2 separate regions of the Homo sapiens genome follow, and region 2 is linked to region 1. Evidence: chromatin contacts called from ENCODE Hi-C data. All regions are on one chromosome and are shown on one strand. The core of a region is the stretch at or near the end of the contact, and the rest is flanking DNA. Distances in the headings are between cores, read along the strand shown. Region 1 overlaps SDC3 (syndecan 3). Region 2 overlaps SERINC2 (serine incorporator 2).

Region 1 (6,956 bases), core at 1,832-4,331:
TAAGTCTCCTCACTTTCACGGCTACCTCTACCCACCCACTCATCACTCACTCTGAGTGCAGGGGACACGTTCAGGAAGGCCAGTGCATCCCTCCCACCCCATCCTCTCTCAGAGCCCACTCCAGAATTTGGGGTCTCTCGTGCCCAGCCCCACACCACCATGAGCCTTCCTAGAGAAACCGGTCAGCACAGAGGCAAAGCATAATGAACCAGCTCCTCTTTACTACCCGGTTGGCTGTCAGGCAAGCCATTTAATCTCAGCACCTCAGTTTTCTCATCTGTAAAATGGAGATGATGAGAAGACTACGCAGCTCATAGCATTGCTGTGGGAAGGGGCTAAGCACAGGACCCGACACCAAGTGAAAAATGAATAAATCAGTGTAGCCACGATTGCTGTTAGTTTATGTTAAAATTTCTATTATTATTTCGAAGCCTTTATCTCATGTAAGCCTCAACCTCCTCATGAGGGAAGCCAAATTGGGATGACTACACCCAGGCAGATGAGACGATTAATGCCCGGAGAGGTTAAGTGGCATTGCCAAGGCCACACAGCAGGGGAGAGTGCAGAGAGAGACAAAAAGAGAGAGGTTGGATGAAGGGGGAGAAAGGGCAAGTTACAGAAACAGACACAAGCACACAAATTAGGTCAGCAGGCTGGGGGCCAGGAGCCCGGCACCCCTGTGCAGCGCTAATCATGTTGCAAAAAGCCAAGAATAAAATCGAGTGTAATTAGTTCTGCCCGAGCTTCCTTCCCCTAATTAGCCAGACTCAGGCCTCACTTTCCTGGTGACCAGAGGCGACATGAGCAAGGGGTGGGGGCCCAGCTTTAGGTTCTGACAGTCTTGGATTCAAATTCAGCTCTGCTTACTTGCTGGGTGACTTTGGATGTGTTACTTAACCTCTCTGAGCCTGTTTGGTTAAATGAGGCCAACAATGATACTTCATAGGGCAGTTGTGAGAATCAAGTGAGATCATGCCTGCACACAGTCGGAGCCGTATAAGGCTTTGTCTATATTCCTACAGCCTGCACTTCCCACCTCAGGCTGCAACTTCAAGGCTACACTGGGCCTGAGGGATCACTGAGTTCAACTCTCCCCTTTTACCGATGTGGAAACTGAGGCACAGAGAGGGGAAAGCCTTGCTTATCACGAAAGGAGGGGGCGGGGTTAGTCTGCCACGAAGCATTCAGAGAGGTAAAGTGATTTGCCCAAAGACACACAGCGACGTAACTACTAGCTCCTCGAGGCAGGGAGGGAGGGTGTCTCAGCATGGCCCTCTGGATCCCTGCAGGCTCCGTCCCCAAAAAGCCCTCAGTCCTGTGAGAACTCAGTGCCCCTCACGCTCACCAGATCCACCCCGGAGACCCAGAGCATCACCGCAGGAATGTGGGCTGGGGCCAAGCTCCGGGCAGCAAGACAGCCAAGGGGGCTGCACAATTGGGAGCCGGGACCAGGAGGGGGATGTCTCAGTCCCCACCCCCACCCAGCCACAGCTGCCCTGGCCAGGAAGCCGGCAGTCCCACACCCACTTGTGGCTGGAGATGAGGGGCACGAGGACTGCACCTGCTGGGGAAGGGGCTATGGAGCCCAAGTCCCAGAGAGCAGAAGCCCGGGGAGGAGTGGAATGGGGAGGGCAGAGAAGGCCAAGCTGAAACACCACAGACCCCCCCCAAGAAAAATCCACCAAGCCCAGACACACACCCTCCCACTCGCCCCAACTCACACACTCAAGCCTCTCACAAACCAAACCTATCCCCACCCCCTACTCCCATCTACAAAGGCAGCTCAGAGGGCAGGAAATGTTCCCTTTGGGCCTGTCCCATCCCAGTCAACTCCTCTGCAAAGATATCATGGCAGCAGAGCCCTCCCTACCCCAAGCCTGTATCTCTCCTGTCACCTCCAGTCTGCCCTCTACCCAGCCCTGTGTTCCCACCATCCCCCCAGGATGCCCTTTTTCCCACTGTGGCACCTGCCTCCACCCACATCCCCACCCCAGCCCCAACAGGAGAGCAGGTAGCAGCCCTGGCTCAGGCGCCCACAGCCTCCAAGACCGTGGACAAATCCTCTTCCCCCTTCTCTGCCTTTCCTTTGCCCCATTTGCAAAATGGAAAACCAAGCATGGTGGTCTAAGGGCCTTTCTGATTCTGACACTCTGGACTCCCAAGAATTTGATCCTTAGGTCAAGGAGATCCAGGACAATGTAATTTACGAGAGGGAAAAAATGGAAATAACCCACATACTGAACGACAGGGGACGAGTTAAATAAATGAGGGTACAACCATAACATGGAATATTACGCAGCTATCAACAATTGAGTTCTCACAAATCTACACTGTCTAATGAGGTTATTAAAAGACATAAATGTGTCATAGAAGGCTTTTTTTTACTTGCTACAAGGAATATTGAAGGATGTAGGAAAATGCACATATTGATCATCAGAAGACAAGACAGTATAGCTGTTGATAGGAATATGCAGATGGCTCTCTCAATTCCGATGTGACTTTGGGCAGATATTTAACTCTCTCAGGCTGCTTTAACTGGTAAAACAAAGATAAGAATGCCCACCTCGTGGGGTTTACAGAAGGAGGCTGGGCATGTTCACCCATTAACAAATTGCTCAGTAAATGCTGGCTATTAATATGAGTATCATCATTATGTTTAAAAAATAGGTTACAAAAAATATGTAGAACTTGATCCTGTTTTAATGAACTCACTATCAAAGTGAATTTCCAAATGCTGCATTATAACTAAAGGTTCCCAGAGGCTCTCTCTGGGTGGTGGGATTACAGGCAGCTTTAATTTCTTCTCAGGACCTTTCTGTATTTTCCACAATTTCTCCGATAAACCCATAGCACTTTTGTTATTAGAGAGCGCACATCCTCCCTGAGTCTCCATCCCTGGTGTTCTCTGGTCTGTGAAACTTCCGGGTCCCCTGGTTCTGCTGAGACCCCATTGAGACTGTTCGTGAGGGACCTTACGAGGAAACTGAAAAGGGGGGTGGAAAGGAAATGAACACAAAAGCCTCTGAGGGAGCTGGCAGGGCCCACGGCCCAACCGAGTCTCACCACAGACAGGCTGGCTTGGCAGGACCTGGCTCCCTCCCCTGGCATCAGCCTGTCTGGCGGCCACCTTGGCCTGTGGTGCCCAGACACCCACCCGCCCGCCTTCTCCCATCAGCCCTGTTCCTGGCTCAGCCGGGCTGGCCAGTCTCTGTTGAGGTGCAGACTGGCTGCCCTACAGCAGCCCACTCTGTCCCCTGTGCCTAGACAGAAGCTGACAATGCAACCCTGGGAAAGCCAGGCCCCCTCCTCAACCCAGGGCTGGGACGCCTCCGTCACCGCCCCATCAATCCCAGCCACCTGCCCTCTCACGTCACTCTTGGCCACCCTGACTCACACTGCTCATTGATGCCTGTCCCCAAGCTCGTGCCTGAGAGCAGGACCACCCACTGAGGCCCCGTTTCCAGACCCAGCAGCACCCCCCACACCCCACTCCCAGCTGCCCACCCCCATACTCCTCCCACACAAAACTATTTACAGTTCTGGGAACACGGGCTCCTTCAGGCCTGTTCCTGCTTCCTGGAATACCTTTCCCCACCATCTCTGCCTGGCCAGCACCTACTCAGCTGGTTAATCAGTAAAACCAATGGTTATTAAGCTCCTACTGTGTGCCAAGCACCATCCTAGGCACTAGATATGTCCCCACAAAGCTGGCTCAGCTCACACAATGCCTCCTTTGTCAGCCTGCTTGAATGTCACATACGCACGCCAACCACCTCCCTGGTCCAAATTAGGAAGTCCTTTCTTGGGGACTCAGTACCTCCACTGTGTTGTCATTTACTAAGGGAGAAGGCCCACCAACCATGCTCCCATCACTCTAACAGGCCCTTCCACTGGATCTCAGTGAAACCACTCAGCTGCCCTGGGAAGCAGATAATATGGTCTCCATTTATAGATGAGGAGACTGAGCCTGTTAAGCCACCAGTGGGGTCACACAGGAGTTGAATTCTGGCCTTGTTGAGTCTAAATCCTGTGTTCAGTGAACTCCTGAACCCCTGAGAATGCCTGCAGGGAATGCCAGTTTGTGATTCAAGACTCCTTCCACTGAGCACTTTTCTGGAAAAGGCTGGGCCATTCCATCCCTTATGAAAATGATCACAGCCCCGACGGAGGGAGCCCTCACTAAGTGCCAGGTTCCTTATATGCACATTGCCTCATTTCTCTTCTCACTTGACCAGAAAGGGATTGCCATTCCCATTTCACAGATGGGCAAACTAAAATTCAGAGAGGTGAAGCAACTGGCTCAAAGTCACACAGCAATGGGCCAGGATTTGAACCCAAGATTAGCTGAACCCCAAAGACCATGCCCTTTGGATTGCAGAGCACACCTGCTCCTAGCCCTAATCAGTTTCCCCTACCAGAAGGCTCTCAAAAGCAGGGCAAATGTCAGAGACCAGCACCACCTCACACTCAGCTCCCTGCACAGAGACAGCCTGAAAGCCTGGGAGTGAGTAGAAATGGAGGACAAGGCGCACTCACACGACAGGTGGCCCAGCTCAGGTAGGCACCCCCTGCCCCCACCATGACTCACCAGCAGGTGCCTCTAGGAGTCTGTCTCCAGGCTCCATGACGGTCACTGCCAGCAAACACGGCAAGGGTTGCCCGCTCCTGGGGCCCAGGAGTCTCCGAGGAACAACCTGGTGTGGAGTTAGGTGTTCCCGCCCTGGCTTCCCACTCCCAAACTGGTTACCTGGTCACATCCCTTCGCCTCACTGGGCCTCGCTCTGTCCTCCTATGAAACGGGAATAATGATCCCCAACACACAGAGATACCAGCTGTCACGTGCCTAGTGGTGATAGGCAGTTAGTAGGCACTGGGACATGACACTGTGTCCCCACTCAAAGCTCACCTCCCTGAACCACCAAATCCACCCAAACGACGTCCCCACGTGCCCAGCTAGTCTGCAAAACCAGGGCTAGTCCTCAATCGCTTACCACTGCCTGAAAATTGGCTGGTTTATTTCCGGGCTTCAGAGGAATGTGTCTGTCTCCCCCTCCAATTGCTCCTGGTGGCAGTGACTGGGTCTGTGTGGTCATTTCTCTAACCCCAGGGCTCAGACTGCTTCTGGAACACAGTCAGCCTCCATCAGTCTTTGTTCAGTGAATACTGTGGGTTGCATCATCCCCCAGAGATCTGCATCACCTGCCTCCTGCTCCCAATCGCTATGGGATCCCAAGGCAGGCCCTGCTCTTCTCTGGCCTCAGTCTCCCTGTGTGTAAAACCGAGGAATGAACAAGAGTTCTCTCTGATCCCTCCAAAATCCAGCCAGGAGGACTCCAAGTGAGCTGGGAGGAGGGAAGAGAAACAGACACTGATCCCAGCATATTTTGTCACAAAATGTTTATGTAAATTATATGCAAATATGCAGATCAGTGGGCTCCCAGTGGAGCATACATTCTGGCCATTTCTCAACCAGGACTGGAAGAAAGCAGCCTTCACTGAGCACACACTAAGCACTGGACTCTACCTTCTCAGGAGCCAGTGAAATGGGCCTCCTTACTCCACAGAGGCAGAAAGCCCAGGCGACTTGCTAGAGGTCAGTGAGCTCAGCCGGAGAGTCAGGATGGGATTCAGGACTGGAGCAGGGACAGGGAGAGCAGGCAGGGTGGGACGTGGCAGTGGGAAGGGGCTGGAGGAGCACATGGAGGCCCCTAAGAGCAGAAGGATCCTCAGCCTGACCTTGGAATCACTTGAAGCCAGGTGAGGGGGCTCCAGGGACCTCGCCAGCCCTAGAGCTCTGCTGGGCTGACCCCAGCCTCCTCCAGGGAACTGAAGAGAACCTGCTGGAGTCAGCCTGAGCAGGCCCAGACCTTCCAGCTGTCCCGGGAGCCTGCACAGCTCTGACGGCTCCCCAAAGCCCTCCCCACACACATGCTGAGCATACACCCTGGGCACACACAGCACACACACACACATAACTGAAACGGCCCTGTCTGTAAGAATGTGTGTGTGTGTCCAGGCCTCTCCTCCTGAGGAGGCGGGCTGTGGTTCCCCGCACCCTCCTGTTTGCTGGGTTATTTATAACCAGCCCAAACTCACACACAGTGGAGATGCCACTCCCCGCCCCCAGCCTGGAGCAGTCCCACTGGCTTCTCGGCTGCTCCTCTTCTAGGGACAGAACAAGCCAGACTCAGATGATCTGAGCCACAGCAGCCTTGGAAGTCACCACCACCATCACCCAGATGGGAAACTGAGGCACAGAGCAAGGCATCAGACAAAAAGGCTGGAAGAAGGGTTGGCAGGGCCCTCAAAAGCCAGCCTAGGGCCACACTTGCCCCAGGACTGTCTCCAACCCAAGATGAGGCTCTGTGGGACACAGTGGGGTGAGAAAGGGAGGGAAGGAGGGAGCAGACATGTCCAAGCCCTCACCCTCCCCTCCAGAGGCCTGGGAGACACAGCAGGGACTCTGATGCTCGACTATGTGGCTCCAAATCCCAGGACAGAACTTCACCAGCTACGCGACTCTGGGCAAGTCAGTCTACCTCTCTGAGCCTCAGTTTCTTCACCTACTAAATGGGTATAGTAATAGGACTGACCTCAGGGGTTGGGAGGATTAAATAAGATGATCCAAACAAGGCTCTCAGCCCACAGTCTGACTACTTCTCAGCCTAGTGACCCAGAACAAGCTGCTTGGCTTGAGCCTCAGTTCCACCATCTGCAAATGGAACAATGATATGGCCCAGAGGGTCATAAGGACTGAAGCACTGGTTCCCACACACAGTACGTGGTCAGCACGTACAAATTCCATCCTCTTTTCCTCCATTCCCGGGGGCCCCATGGTTGCTGACCACCCCCAGATCCTCTCCTTGATGCTCCCTGTCTCCCGTCTCTGAGCATCTACTATGTGCTGAGCTTGGTGGGGGTTGTTCTAGATATTATGCCATGGAATCTTCTAAACA
Region 2 (7,255 bases), core at 61-2,560, 540 kb after region 1:
TTTCAGGCTTTTCTTATCCTCTCACCCACCAAGGACAGCCATGGATAGGAGGCAGGTCTTGGGGTGGCAGCTGCAAGATGTAACCAGAAGTTGCTGGACAGGTGGACTGTTTCAATTTAGACCATGAGGAATAGTTTCGTTTCCAAAGCATTTTGTTTAGCATCTGTGTGAACGAGAGATAGGCGAGGAGCATTTCTAGTTTGGGGGAGAGTAAGAGGGGAGGCAGATGCCCGCCAGCAGGGTGTGCTGTGTGCCTTGTGACCAGTCCAGAAAGAAAAGCAGAGGTCTCTGAGGAGCAAGGGGCCCCTGCCAGCCTGCTCTTTTCAAAGCTCATCTTTCAATTCCTGACCCTTGGCTCCAGCCCCTCGAGTGGGTGCCCACCGCTCTTAGGATGAAAACCAGTGTCCTGTTCCTGACTGCTGGTGCCTATGTGGTCTGGCCTTGCCAGCCTGTCTGACCTCATACTCACCGCTGACTGTCTGCTCACCAAGCTTTGGCCACGAGGGCCTTCTTAAATTCCTCAAATGCCCAGCCCCTACCCACCCCAGAGCCACCTGTCTAGAACTTTCTTTCCTCCCTTTGGTCTGGCAGTGTCTCCTCATCCCTCTGCTCTCAGCTTATTATTTTATTTTAAAATATTTCTTTTTAAAAGGCCAGGTGCAGTGGCTCACGCCTGTAATCCCAGCACTTTGGGAGGCTGAGGTGGGCAGATTGCTTGAGCCCAGGAGTTTGAGACCAGTCTGGGCAACGTGGTGAAACTCCGTCTCTACAAAAAATACAAAAATTAACCAGGCATGGTGGCGTGTGCTTGTAGTCCCAGCTACTCAGGAGGCTGAGGTGGGAGGATGGCTTGAGCCCAGGAGGCAGAGGTTGTAGTGAGCTGAGATTGCGCCACTGCACTCCAGCCTGGGTGACAGGGCAAGACCCTGTCTCAAAAAAAAAAAAACAAAAAAAGAAGAAAAGAAGAAAACCCTTCTTTTTAAAAGATACGGTCTCGCTATGCTGCCCAGGCTATTCTCTAACTCCTGTGCTCAAGCGATCCTCCTGCCTTGGCCTCCCAAAATGCTGGTATTACAGGTGTGAGCCACTGCACCTGGCCTGCTCTCAGCTTAAAAGTCACTTCTTCAAGGAGGGCTTCCCTGACATGCCACCCTCAATCAAACCTAGGCTGCATTAGCACTTTTCTGGCAGTGGGTACGTGTCCTTCTTAGCGCTTGTCACGATGTGAGTCATGATTTGTTTAGTGTTTTTCCTGCTTGTGTAAGCTCCAGGAAGGCAAGGCCTATGTCTGTTGCTCTCCAGGCTCTTAAATCCCTGGGTGAGGAGTAGGGGCTGTTTGGGGGAAGATAAAGTTTACCAGAGGTATCTGGATGTGGGGCCTGTTTCTTTAAAGGCTGGGCTGTGGACTGGGCTCCCAGGAGGGTGAGTCTCCTTTTCAGGTGTGGCATAGTGTGTCATCACCAGCCCCTGAATGATTTCAGCCAGGCCAGGGGAAGGGCTGACCGCAACTGGGGCAGAGGACCCTGGAGAGGGAAAGGGTTAGACCGCCACCTGCTGTCTAGTGCTGGTATAGCCTCAGAGCCGAAAATCATTCCGTTTATCCAACTGGTGTTTATTCTGCACTTGCTGTTTTCTGAGGTCTTAACATGTGACTGGTACTATGCCAAACACTTCATATTCCTTCAACAGATAGCCTGTAAGCTCCTGCTGTGTGACAGACACTGTTCGAATTTCTAGGAATACCACAATGAACAAAACGCAAAAATTCCTGCCCCGCTGGAAAGCGGAGGCCGACAAAACATAAAGCCTCGCTGATGGCAGAAGTCCCGCGGGGAAAAATTAAGTGGGGAAGGGGAAAGGGAGCCCAAGGGGGCTACAATGTGGAATTTCTGTTTCACTCTCACAACTGCTTTGTGAGGAGTACATACCACTATGTTACAGAAGAGGACACTGAGGCACAGAGAGGTTGAGTGAGTTGTATAAGGTCACGAAGGTAATCGGTGACAGCTGGCCTTGTGATTTTTTTTTTTAAACTACTCTCCCTCCCTGTAAGAAAGAAACAGCGTGACCTCGGCTAGCTCTCGCTTTCAAGCCACAGTATCACTGGAGATAGACCCAGGTTTGAATCTGGGTTCTGTGGTTACTGGCTGTGTAGCCCTATATGACCCAGCCTCCCTCTCGGACCTGAAAGTTCAATGGGCTGGTGTCTGGGGAACAGTGTGCTCCTGCCTAGCGCAGCACAGATGCGCCGACCTCTGGGCAGGTGGTGAGAGGTGCGCGCTTGGGCGGTGAAGGGGAGAGGGAAGAGTGACAGTGCCCTCCCGCAGGCGTCCTGCCTCTGCGGCTCTGCCCCCTGCATCCTGTGCAGCTGCTGCCCCGCCAGCCGCAACTCCACCGTGAGCCGCCTCATCTTCACGTTCTTCCTCTTCCTGGGGGTGCTGGTGTCCATCATTATGCTGAGCCCGGGCGTGGAGAGTCAGCTCTACAAGGTGAGTGCCCCAGGGGAGGCAGGGCGGCCTCCAGCGAGGGGCGTCAGTGGCTCCAGGATAGAGGGCCCAGGCTTGGGGTCACAGCTTATCCAGAAGAGGAGGCAGGGTGTTTGGGTGCACTGATGATCTGAGGTTGGAAATGAGGGGAGGAGGGCTTGAGCCTCTTGGGGGGATTCTTCTTTCTCTTAGGCCACAGTCTCCTTGGAAAATCTTATTAATCATTATCGCCCCCTGGACACTGGCCTAGGGGATGCTCTTCTCCCTCTTAGTGCTTAAGCCCAGGTTGGGGCTCCTAACTCTTCCCTTCATCTCAGTGTTTTACAGCCTAGCACAGACCCAGGGGGACGTGGGCATCACCGTAGGTGCCTTATACACATTTTAGTGTGTATAAAGATGAGATTCCCTGGGGAGTTTGTAGAAATGCAGATTCTCAGACTCCACCTTGAGGCTCTATTCCATGGGAGAGGGGCCACAGAATCTCTGTTTTCCCAAGCATCTCAGATGGTTCTGATGTAGGTGGTGGGTGGAGAACACTTTGGGAACCACTGCTTTAGACAGCGCAATAGTTTCTGAGGCTGTGGGAAATAAACAATAACAAGATGTAACTGGGGAGCTCCCTCCCAGGGCTTCAGGCCCAGAGAGGGCTAGGAATGGAGGCGGAGGCAGTGGAGATAGAGGTGAGGGGCTCCCCTCCCTGTCTGGTCCAGCCCCTGCTGGGAGAGCCTCTTTCCTGGCCGGCCTTGGGAGACCAGGGCTCTGGTTTATAAAGGGAGCTGCCAGGGTTCTGTGAGAGGTGGGGCTTTGACGCTGCTCTGTCTGTCTCCACAGCTGCCCTGGGTGTGTGAGGAGGGGGCCGGGATCCCCACCGTCCTGCAGGGCCACATCGACTGTGGCTCCCTGCTTGGCTACCGCGCTGTCTACCGCATGTGCTTCGCCACGGCGGCCTTCTTCTTCTTTTTCACCCTGCTCATGCTCTGCGTGAGCAGCAGCCGGGACCCCCGGGCTGCCATCCAGAATGGGTGAGAGAGGGGTCCCTGCCTGCACCCTGGGACCTTCCCCCAGTGCCTTGCCCGCTCCTCTGCCTGTCCAGGGATCTGCAGACCCTACCCACCACTCAGGAGCCACGGGAGGGCACAGCATGGAGAACAGCTCTGAGTTATATCCATTTCTCAGATGAAGAGTAAGGCTCAGAAAGGGTGGCAGCAAGCCTCAGGCCCCGCAGCACTTCAGTGACACAGCTGGGGCTGGACCTGGGTGACCACCCTCACCACTGCTTGGTCCTTCCTCCTGCCCCTTAGGGTTTTTTCCAGGGCCAGGAGAGACTTTCTGTGCCTATCAGACCACCAGAAAGCCCACCCTCACCCCTCTCAGCACCTGCTGTTTGTGGGTGGGGGCTCTGGGGCCAGGCCCAGTCTGGCTTCCAGTTTCCCTGCCTGCACTCAGCTTCCTTGTCCATTCCCCGACCCCTTCTGTAGGTTTTGGTTCTTTAAGTTCCTGATCCTGGTGGGCCTCACCGTGGGTGCCTTCTACATTCCTGACGGCTCCTTCACCAACAGTAGGCGGACTTGGCAGGAGGCATGGGGGGCTGTGGGGAGGGAAGTGGGGCGGCAGGTTGGAGGAACGTGGTGGGGCTGCTCTTTGCTGGGGCACACAGACCCCTGGCTGCTGGCTAGGTCCTCGCTCCCCACCCGTGAGACAGCACTGTGGTGCTTGGCCACACGGCCTTTGTGCAACCCAGGGGTAGGGGGAGCTGTCTTGCCCCGACCCATATCCTGCCCTCTGTGCGTAGCTAGGGGCTCCCTGAGGGCAGGGACTCTGTTCTTCTCAGTGTCCCCGGTGCAGGGTGTAGCAGAAAACGCTTGTTGAACGAGTAGATGTGAGAGAGGGACCCTCCTCGCCTCACTCCCCTCTCCCCACCCAGTCTGGTTCTACTTCGGCGTCGTGGGCTCCTTCCTCTTCATCCTCATCCAGCTGGTGCTGCTCATCGACTTTGCGCACTCCTGGAACCAGCGGTGGCTGGGCAAGGCCGAGGAGTGCGATTCCCGTGCCTGGTACGCAGGTCAGTGCTGCCACCCTGCCTCCGTGTGGGGACTCGAGCCTGGGCAGGGCTGGGGCTGCCTGAGAAATCGAGGGTCCTTGAAGCTAGATAAAACTGGGGGGCATCCCTAGCAGCCACTGCCTTAGGTCAAGATTCCAATTGTCCCAGGGAGATGGGGGGCACCAGCTGATCCTGGGATGACTTCAGGGAATCCGAGGAGAGCTGACCTGGAGAGGCCTTGGAGGGGTCTTGTTTGGGGGTTCCTGCAGGGTGGGCCACACACAGCCAGTAGTGTGGGACGCCCTTTTGGTGGTGCCCAGGCTGAACTTCAAGTGACACCTGGTCCCTGAAACCCCAGTAGCAGGGTGAGTCCCTGGTCCTTTCAGTTCTGAACACAACGAGGAGAAAGGCTCACCTGGGTGCTGTTTGGTTTCCACACCTCCCTAGACTTGCCAGTATCTCTCAGACAGGGAGGGCAGGTCAACAGCCTGTACCTCGTTCAGTTTTTGCAAGACTGTTTTGAGTTCATTGTATTTATTGTTACAATTCCCTTATTACAAGGTAGCAAGTGAATCATGTTAGCTCAGGGTGGGGCAATGACTCACAAAGGTGTTGGTGAAAGGCAGTGACGTCATTCTTCAAGTGGGGAAACTGAGAGCTGGAGAGGGGGAGAGCTGCCAACAGGGTCCCTCGAGGGAGTAGGGATCCCTGTTCCTCCTGCCCCACCCACTGCCTACCCTCTCACTACCCCTCTGGCCCAGGCCTCTTCTTCTTCACTCTCCTCTTCTACTTGCTGTCGATCGCGGCCGTGGCGCTGATGTTCATGTACTACACTGAGCCCAGCGGCTGCCACGAGGGCAAGGTCTTCATCAGCCTCAACCTCACCTTCTGTGTCTGCGTGTCCATCGCTGCTGTCCTGCCCAAGGTCCAGGTGAGCCTGCCTGACCCCCCCTGGCCTGAAGCCCGGCCCCTTAGTGGGTGGGACTTCTTGTAGGAACCTGGGTCCTGGGGCTAGGGCTGTCATCACAGAGGCACGGCCTGAGTGTGTGGGCTCCCAGGTCAGCCTCCCCAGGTTATAGTCAGGCTCTCACGGCTTCATGCTGGGTGTCTTTAGGAGGTGCCCTAACCTCTCTCTGCCTCTCAAATATTAAATGGAGATAATAAGACCTACTATTGGAGTTATTCTCAGGATTGAGATCCTATTTGTAAACACTCCATGCCTGGCCTGTAGATATCTCTCAGACATTAGCTATTATTGTAGTTATTATTGTTGTCATTTTTGTTTTTATGCAAATCAGTAGAACATTAGGGGCAGTCCCTGAGTGGTGATTCCTAGACACCTCTGGAAGTAGTGTAGGAAGGTGCAATTTCACATTTCCAATCCAAGACCATCTGGAATAATGGGCAGGAGCTCCCAGAGGAACTGCGTGTTCTTCAGAAAGTACCGCTGGAGCCCCTTGTGAGTACAGTGGTGCTTTGTGGTTTGAGATCTCAGCACACCGGCAGCTTCAGGGGGCTTAGGTAGTCTTCAGGGGTCTTTAGCAGAAAGGCTGGGAACCTCCCTTCTGGTCAGAGCCTCATATCCCAGTAAGAAAAGCTGAAGCCCAGAGAAGGCGATGTCTGTGTCCCAGGTCACACAGCAATCAGTATTTATCCAGCAAATACCTCTTGAGCACTTCCTGTGTACCAGGCCCTCTTCTAGATGTTGGGGATATGGCTGTGAGGAAGGGGAGGAAGAATAATGATGATAGCCAGTAGTTAGTGGCCTCGGACATGTTATTTGATCCTCACACCATCCTCATCCTCACTTTGCAGATGAGGAAACAAAGGCTTAGAGAAGAGGCCTAGCCAAGGTCACATGGGGAGCTGGGATTCAAACCCAGGCAGGCTGGCTCCAGAGTCTGTGCTCTGGTTTTCTTTTTTCTTTCTTTCTTTTTTTTTTTTTTTTTTTTTTGAGACAGGGTCTGGCTCTGTTGCCCAGGCTGGAGTGCAGTGGTGTAATCTCGGCTCACTGCAAGCTCCGCCTCCCAGGTTCAAGTGATTCTTGTGCTTCAGCCTCCCAAGTAACCAGTGAGCTGCTCACCTCAGCCTCCCAAAGTGCTGGGATTACAGGCATGAGCCACCACACCCAGCCTAAAATTTTTTTTGTTTTTGTTTTTTTGAGACAGAATCTTGCTCTGTCACTTAGGCTGGAGTGCAGTGGTATGATCTCAGCTTACTGCAACCAACCTTCGCCTCCCAGGTTCAAGCAATTCTCCTGCCTCAGCCTCCCGAGTAGCTGGGATTACAGGCACCCGCCACCACACCCAGCTAATTTTTGTATTTTTAGTAGAGACAGGGTCTTGCGATGTTGGCCAGGCTGGTCTTGAACTTCTGACTTCAAACCATCTGCCCGCCTCAGCCTCCCAAAGCGCTGGGATTACAGGCATGAGCCGCCATGCCTAGCTGCCTGTGCTCTTAATCACAGAGTTCAGGTTCATGTTTTTATGTGCATGTGTGGTGAGGGGTGGGGAAGGACAGGCAACAGGGGACTAGGCCCAGTGAGGTGATTTTGGGTAATATTGCAATGTGGAACATGAAAGAGGGTGTGGGCTGAAAGGTGGGTGGCTGGCAGGTGCAGGGCTGCCGTAGTTCAGGTTCCCAGGGCTCCGCAGGAGTCCTGTCTGAATACTGAAGAGGCGCTGCCTGTGCGGAGATGCTGGGAAGGAACTTGTCAGAGGGAGGGCAC

The links. Hi-C counts contacts between places; a loop is a spot of excess contacts on that map. Pooled maps may share reads with other maps.
Region 2: a loop to region 1 is called in a map with no recorded cell type, with 2.7 times the contacts of the local background. The contact joins two enhancer-like sites. A Hi-C loop is called at or near these places in 2 of 37 single-sample maps with no recorded cell type and 3 of 50 pooled maps.

Annotation. Positions count from the first base shown.
Region 1 is chr1:30,882,615-30,889,570 of GRCh38, forward strand. All of the region lies in intron 1 of SDC3 (syndecan 3), which reads right to left. Among named protein-coding and RNA genes, the nearest start is that of SDC3, 23 kb to the right of the region's middle. RefSeq lists enhancers at 3,162-3,662, 5,855-5,914, 6,095-6,154. Within about 2 kb of position 3,082, at least 3 of the 41 ENCODE cell types and tissues checked have a DNase peak (open chromatin) inside an H3K27ac peak, as active enhancers do.
Region 2 is chr1:31,421,366-31,428,620 of GRCh38, forward strand. SERINC2 (serine incorporator 2) reads left to right here. Exons shown (of 10, transcript NM_178865.5): 2 at 2,328-2,489; 3 at 3,318-3,508; 4 at 3,965-4,044; 5 at 4,411-4,548; 6 at 5,289-5,458. It overlaps LOC124903900 (a long non-coding RNA gene), which reads right to left. Exons shown (of 2, transcript XR_007065585.1): 2 at 5,045-6,244. Among named protein-coding and RNA genes, the nearest start is that of SERINC2, 12 kb to the left of the region's middle. RefSeq lists a silencer at 2,285-2,384 and enhancers at 2,857-3,418, 3,419-3,980. Within about 2 kb of position 1,311, at least 16 of the 41 ENCODE cell types and tissues checked have a DNase peak (open chromatin) inside an H3K27ac peak, as active enhancers do.